3 separate regions of the Mus musculus genome follow, and regions 1 and 3 are each linked to region 2. A link is a loop called in an ENCODE intact Hi-C map of the cell type or tissue named here. Cell type or tissue: heart. All regions are shown on one strand. Region 1 overlaps Arid5b (AT rich interactive domain 5B (MRF1-like)). Region 2 has its middle 61 kb from the start of Gm51770. Region 3 overlaps Rtkn2 (rhotekin 2).

The links. Peaks named below come from ENCODE experiments on the same cell type or tissue, not always from the same donor. Only the 100,000 strongest peaks of a DNase experiment are listed, where the experiment ranks them.
Region 1: a loop joins it to region 2, with 3 times the contacts of the local background. A loop is called at or near these places in 10 of 42 quality-filtered maps.
Region 3: a loop joins it to region 2, with 3 times the contacts of the local background. A loop is called at or near these places in 6 of 42 quality-filtered maps.

What each region holds. Positions count from the first base shown.
Region 1 is chr10:68,146,871-68,149,370 of GRCm38, forward strand. The region is part of intron 4 of Arid5b (AT rich interactive domain 5B (MRF1-like)); the gene reads right to left. Among named protein-coding and RNA genes, the nearest start is that of Gm51770, 3.0 kb to the right of the region's middle. In heart, no CTCF peak of the experiment used is centred here; DNase peaks (open chromatin) are centred at 191 and 1,011; H3K27ac peaks cover 82 bases.
Region 2 is chr10:68,088,598-68,091,097 of GRCm38, forward strand. No RefSeq gene overlaps it. Among named protein-coding and RNA genes, the nearest start is that of Gm51770, 61 kb to the right of the region's middle. In heart, CTCF peaks have their summits at 1,229 (motif pointing left), 1,430 and 1,768; a DNase peak (open chromatin) is centred at 1,734.
Region 3 is chr10:67,997,348-67,999,847 of GRCm38, forward strand. It overlaps Rtkn2 (rhotekin 2), which reads left to right. Exons shown (of 12, transcript NM_001359319.1): 3 at 218-276. Among named protein-coding and RNA genes, the nearest start is that of Rtkn2, 19 kb to the left of the region's middle. In heart, CTCF peaks have their summits at 952 (motif pointing right) and 1,154; a DNase peak (open chromatin) is centred at 1,024; H3K4me3 peaks cover 465 bases; H3K27ac peaks cover 701 bases.

The DNA.
Region 1 (2,500 bases), 58 kb after region 2:
TCCTCTCAGAAGAAATTTATTTGGATTATTTACTGTTCAGGATACCCAGAGGCTTCAAGTGTGGCGATTGAAAGGCCAAGAAATAAAATCCTTAGCAAGTTAAAACACATAGCTTGTTATTAGAACCATTTCTGGCTTTGTTAGAAAACTCTCTATTGCCCTCTTGTGGTATATCAGGGTGATGCGCAGGGATGACCACAAAAACCTCAGGAACTAACAAGAAAGTTTACTCAAATACAGGTAAGGCACTGATCTCTGAGGGAGAGACACAAGTGTGAACCACAACGTTAGGCTGTTTTTATATGTACCATAATTTACATTTAGTAGGCCTCCTTCACGATGTCAGGTGCTGTGAGGTCAGGCTGGTGGGGCCTTTATATGGAAGTTTAGAACAATGTATTTCAGGAACATAACGGAGTCACTGTATCTATGGCCATAGCTGTTATAATTTGTAGTCAATTGAGTTTAACGAATTTTATAACTGTTAAAAAAATCATGCCCACATTTTAAAAGTTCCTTCATAACCAAAAATAGGCTGATACTCCAACTGGTTTGGAATTACAGGAACCGAGGAAAGATGTCTTGAATAACTCCCTAATATGGAAGAAAAACCACTAAATACAAAAAGGGCCAGTTCATTTGTTTCTAACAATAGGCAGTATAGAGAAAGTTGGAATTTATAAGACCAAGGAAAGGAATAGGCTGCATCATTCCATGTTTAACAGTAATAATAATAATAATAATAATAATGATGATTTCTAAAATCTAGCTTCCAAATTCAATAATCAATTATGCAATTTGGTGTTTAATTTGGTTTTAAAATTGTATTTCCAATCTCTGCTTTGTGATTTTGGATAATTTCTTGCTGTATGGGCCTGTCCCCCCCCCCCCCCCAAAGCAAACAAACTTGGAATTAAAACAAACCCTGAGCGGCTAAAAGAGCTGAGGGATCCAAAACTGCAGAGCCCGGGACACAAAAGAGCAAGGCCTCTGTCCTCCGATTTCCAGCCAAAGCACCAAGCACCGGCCCTCCAAGTCTTTTTAAATAGAGCTGCTTCCCCGCCCAGCATGAACCCAAATGTTCTGTAATTCTAAGATGGTTTTAGGAACAGATTTATCTTGACTTGGCCTCAACTCCAGTTTTTGTAGCAACAGTTGTTTGGTTTTCGTCTTTGAATTGACAAAGTCCTTAAAGTAACTCTACTATAAAATTAAACAGCTGTGCCTTCTTTAGCCAAACATGACTGCTGTCTTATTTCTGTGTGTGCTGTGGTACGAGCTGAACATGCTCTTTCTTCTGTGTCCTCTCACTAAAAAGAAAATTCCAAAAGGAATTCTCTAGTGAGCCTTGCTTCTCTTTTAAAGATAATAATAATAACAATAACAGCAATAATAGTAATAAATAGAGGGGTGGTATTTGCTGGCCTCTGATGCGCATCTATTTGTGAGCACAGGCGTTTACACACAGGGCTCTTGCTCAAAGGGCTTTTGTTTAATTCCTATTATGATAGGAAATATGACACGCTGCCCCCCAGTAGAATAACAAGCTTGTGTGGCAGAAAGACAGACATGACTGCTGCTCTTGCAGATGGGAAGAGTGAACAGCTTTAAATGGTGGCAGGGAAAGCAAAGAAACGTTCACAGAGGCCACGATTAAATTTAGAATTTGACTCCTGGCCCAGGTCTTGAACCAGAACCATGTGAAGGCTCTCATTCTTTGGGATCAACAGAAGGAACAATTTGAAAACATTCTTTTGGCATTCTTAAGCATTGCTTTGGGCTCAGGGAAGTGAGGGTAGGGGCGGGGCCTGGACACAATACAAAGCTTCTAGGTGCCACACCTTGCCACATAGCTCCAGGTATAGACAACTAGATCTAGGCTGCCTGTGTTCTAGGAGCTCACAGAGGCTAGAGTTAATTGAGAACTGACACTTGGCACGGGGGCTCGAACCAGAACCACGGGAGAGCTGTCATTCTTTGGGACCAATAGAACAATTTGTTCTAGGTTTGAGGGTTCTTGTAAACCTTGCTCTAAAATGCAGAGAGAGACCTGGTAAGACATGAAGTATGGGGAGCCACGCTTGACAGACCAACTGGTAACAGAAGACCATGGTGAGGAGCTAGAATATTGATAGCTCTGTGACTGCTGAGTTCTTCTGGGTAATTTACAGAGCACCTCCATTCCACAGCTTCAAGAGCCGGGGAGATCGTTCAGGTTGTAAGGGGTTTGCCATATAAGCACAGAGGCCTGAGTTTAGATCTCTGGAAATCAGTCAAAAAGTAGGGTGTAGTCGTTGTAGACCTGACCCACCCTGCAATCCTTCGGTCACTTCTCCAGATGTGTGGGGGTGCCTTTGTCCACAGACACTCTCTCGGGTTTCTTGTACCCATCACGTATTGTCTGTCTCAGCAGACTCTTAAAGAGATGGTAGGTGCTTGATGTACGGTGATAGAACTCGCAGAACTCTGTATTGAGTTTTGAAACCAGTGCCTGTCACTT
Region 2 (2,500 bases):
GTTCCTACTATCCTGATATGTCTGGAATAAGCTTTTCTTGGGCACGGTTTAATATTATTTTAATATAGTTTGAATAAATAATTTGTGTATATAATTTCATCTATTTATGTAAACATGAGTGCATCTGTCTGAATGTATATACCTGTGAAAACATCTGCCTTTGTAGCCGGGATCTTACTAAGCTTTCTGCATCTTGGCAATAAGATGACAGAGAACTCATAAAGAACGCTTTACCCATTCCTAGTCTTCAGTTCTTTGAAACGGTTCTAAAACTATACAAACCTGGTGCTTTTTGGACAGGAAATATTTGCGTGCCAAGCAAATCTTTAATTCTATGGGCTTCAGAACATTTTGTTAGTTTTTTTCCCCACCTTAGGAAAAAAAATATGTTTTAAAAATCCCAGTTCTCTAAGCTTGATTCTAATAAATTAAACCATCCGTTGGCTCTGTTTTCTTTGCTAACACTATTTATTGAGAACCTCTCCTTGTATTGTTTTTCCTCTTTTTTGTCTCATTAATTCTCAAATTGCCTTAAAAGGCTGAGACCTGGAGGTTTTGGGAGGATTCAGTTTGGGGAATTTTAGGGCTGAAGAGGGGGATGATGGAGAAGAGTCTAGACAAAATGACCGGATGAAGGCTTAGCCACCACGACAGGGCCGCATGTCTCATCCTGACAGGTTAGCAAGATCTCAATAATGCCTTGTTTTTTCACAGTTGTCAAGTACAGATACATGTCATGTTTACCATTTGTTTACTTTTCATTTTTGTGGAAATAAGTATCGTACTTATGTCGTGGATTTCTATGAGGGCTAATGATGAATGGAGACCTCTGCCCCTCCCCCAATCCAAAACCAAACCAAACCAAAGCAACGTTTTAAGCAGTGCGGGTAGTGTGCATGGTCAGATCATTAATTACTCCAGTCGTCACTGCATCAGTGAAGTGACAGGCCCAGGCTTGAAAAAAACACCAAAACATGGTTGTCAGTAGACTTAACTATACAAGATGCTGTGCCCCACCCCGAGGGCCTTGCTACCGGGCAATCTATCTCATGTTGGCGGTTCTCTCGGCTCTACAGTGAATGATAAGCTGCCATAGAATGAAGTAGGGTGACTTGAATGTGGCTGTATCTAGCACGTTACAGACTTTCTGAAAACTGAGTTTATTCTTCCCATCATTAGATTTAACCAAAAAAGTCGGGCTGGAGCCAGAGGCCATACCCGTGAGCACCTCCTAGTGGTTGCTTGTTCAGTGACTGACTTACTCCTTAAGTGAGAATTTAACTCCTGCAGTGTGTAAATCCACAATGAAATAGAGCATCACCATTCATGAATTAATTTCTTCTTTCTTTTTTGGGGGGGATGGGGAAGGAGAGGCACAGTGTCATTGCTTTACTGTGTTGGGGAGACACGGAATATCTGCAGTTAGTGTAGCCAAAGACAGATTGGCCATCTGGCTTTTCTAGATCTTCATTGTCCCGTTTGATATCCCGCTACATGTGGCTCCTCAAATGTAACGGACAGAATTCAGCACTCAGTTCCCTTGTCACAGTGGGCACATTTTAGGGGCTCAGTCACCACACTGGCCGTGAGACATGATATTGGAAAAGACTTCCATAAACATTTCTACCACCCCACCCCCGGGAAGTTATACTGGACAGTTGGATCCCACAGCGAGTCAGTAACAATGAATGCAGTGGGGATTCTGAGAAGAGACCTGAGTGACCACGAGGTGGCTGGCTGAATGCCTGTGGTTCTGACCTATACACGAGGCAGCTGGCTGGATGCCTGTGGCCCTGGAAAAACATGATTAAAAATAGTCTGCTATTTCAACAGATGCTTCACAATGTTAATTCTGGTAACTTGCCCAGAGGTCCTTGAATTCAGGAATTCTGAATCCATGTAGCACAAATTAATGCAATTCATTTATCTATCTATCTATCTATCTATCTATCTATCTATCTATCTATCTATCTATCTATCTATTTATTTATTTATTTATTTATTTATTTATTTATATTTTTGTAGATCAACCTTATGGCTCTCTCTTCTCTTACCCCACTCCTGACCACTGGTCATTTCCAGCTCTTCCTCTCCACTTAGGCTTACTGTAAATAACCACTCAGACCCTGATCGCTATCAGCTGTAAAACATTTGTTCTCTTTGGCCGTTTTCCTGGAATGTATCATTAGGTATTTTCATTGCTTTTGTGCCCCAAGTGAATCTTTACCAAAGGTATTGTCCCGTTCTGACAACATTTACCAAGCAAACCTGATTTAAAAAAAAAAAAATCATGAAGTTTCCTGTTGTGCTTGAATCTCATCTACAGAGGCTCAGTGTGGTGCAGAGGGATAGATATCCTTCTGCTGTATGCAACCAAGCCACAGTACAGGATGAGATAGACGTGGGTCAAAGTCATGGTCAGAGGACCATGGGGCTAAGGGTCCTTCCCGTTAGAAAAGGGATGGCAGTCAGGGAGGAGAGGGTGGGAAGCACAGCTATG
Region 3 (2,500 bases), 91 kb before region 2:
TGGGCATCAGAATGTAACCAGAACACGTTATTAGGAAGTGTACTAGTTTATGTACACTCAAAAGAGGGTGTCTCTGTATCTCCCTGAAAGCTAGCTAGCTGCCGACTGAACATCCTTGGAGACAAATCCTTCACATTGGTCGTTAGTATTCATAGCTACCTCTTTATTTTAAAGCTCAGCTGTTTTCGAAAGACATGATGTGTTTTTCTCTCGGCAGGGATTCGAGTTCTGAAAATAAAGAAGGAGAATCCTGCAGAGGAAAGATCGCCCTGTCAGGTATGCTGCAGTGTGTCACTGCGGGTCCCTGAATATGTTTATAGACTGACTATTATTGCAGGCCTTGTGCATTCTGTATTTCCAGCAATCCAATGTTTAGTCTAACTATTTAATCATTATGGTCTACAATTGCATGGAACTTCATGGATTGGGGAAACTCTGTCACATGCTACACACATTGTGTGGGTTTGTCTTCTCTTCAGGCACTCGAGTGAGTGGAAGGTGTGTTCAAGTCACTTGCTTGCTGTTGAGCGTTGGAGAGCTGGGCTGCAAACCCACAAGGGTTCTCTCTCTGTCATTTCCGTTTGGAAAGGCGGTTCAAGCTGCATGTTCCATGGTGGTTTGGCCCATGTTTGGCCACTGTCACTGGGCTGGGCTCCTCATGGTTGCTCAGTGAATATCAGGTAGATGACTGGCCACTTGCAGCCGGTAAAATGCAAACTGCCCCAGCCCCACCAAGTTTTCCATTCTGCCCAATTCTTTTCCTGGCTCTGTCTTCCATTACACAAGCCACGTGATTTAGGCAGATTTTTCCCCCACTTTCTCTTGTCAACAGAGGCCTTGATTGAGACACCTGATTGGGTTGTGCAATTGTTTCATTTCCTCCATTCCCTCCCATCTTTGCCTCTGCTGGAGTGGCATTTCCTGTCAGCAGAGCGAGCAGGCACCTTGCCACTAGATGGCGCTTAGGTTGTCGGTCTCAGTTTCTCCAAAATGGTAGCCCCCCACCCCTTCCGTACCAACCCCCTGCCACTAGATGGCGCTTAGGCTGTCTCATTTCTCTAAAACGGCAGCCCCCCACCCCATCCACATCCCCGGAAGAAGTGGCATGGAGATGCCACACGATTAGCATGGCTGGCTTGCAGATATCTCATCGCGACACCCTGCAAACAGCCTTGTGGCCTGAGCTGAACCCCCAGTAATAGCTGGTGTATCCCACTGGCCAGAGCAAGGTAGAGCGCCTGCTATTGTGTCCCCTGGCCTGCTGAGGGACTATTCTCTCTCTCCATCGCTCACAGCCATGGTACTGAGTTTTATTTGACCTCACTGGCAAAATTGGAGAAATTGCCCTCAGTGTGTGTGTGTGTGTGTGTGTGTGTGTGTGTGTGTGTGTCGGGGGGGGGGGCAGGGGGAGCACCTCAGAAAATTATATGAACTTCATAAAATCCTTTTGCCTGTTTTGTGGTTATTTGCGTTCACGATCAGCCTTCCACTTGTGGCTGACGTGCCCTCAGCGTGTCCTGTGTCCTGGTCTCCGTCTTGTACTTGTGGCTGACATGAGGCCCACTGCTTTGCCTGGGCCTTTTAGCTGTGGAACAGAGGACGTTTGCAGACTCCTCTCTACTGTGCCTAAATACATCCTAACATGCATAGGTAAATGCTGGAGAACTTCAGAGATTTCCCACCACCACTAAAATATTGCCCTCTTCCCTTGCTTCTAATAAGGTTCCACTCTGTAGGCGAATGGGGTAGGTGACCTGGTCAGTGAGTTCGGTGACTTAACATTGTCTGTTGTCCTGTGGAGACCGCTTGTTTACTGCCACCACGTTTAGAAGAGTCTTGAACAAAAATATTTAAGGTCAAGGATGACTTTTCGTGATCTCAGATACCTTTGGACAGAAGCCAAGGTTAGCTTTTTTTTTTTCTCCCCAAGACAATTTGAAGCCTAATTAAGGCGTGAACCCCCGGGAGATGGGACACCCGTGTCATTAGCATCATTAGCATGATTTCAGCTGACTGGACATTTTTGCAGCCCAGTTTCAGAATGTTTCTAAGATCGCGCTGTAAACAGGACAGACCTGGATTTTGAGGTTTTCACTGACCAGAGCTTCCTAACTATACAAATAACAGGTCCATCCCATCCTTCCCGCACCAGGTGATGCGGGGTGGCTGGTGTGTGTTTTCGCCTCCCAGTTCAGTGACTAGACCAAACTGGTTACCCACAAACGGTCAGCGGTTTCAGTTTTTTGTGGGTTTTTCCATCTTTCTTTCTTTTCATATGTGTACGTGCGTGTTTGCATGTGTGTGGATGTGTGTAAGTGCCTGTGCACATGCTAGGCTTCCGGAGGTTGTGGCATCCCAGTCCTGATGTCCACACTACTCATTTTGATGCAGGGCCTGTCAGTCACACCCACAGGTCCCTGGTGATGCTTAAGTCTCTAGAGCCAACTTTCTTTGGGGACCCCCTGAGGTGTCGGCCACAGCCACCGGACATGCACATGGG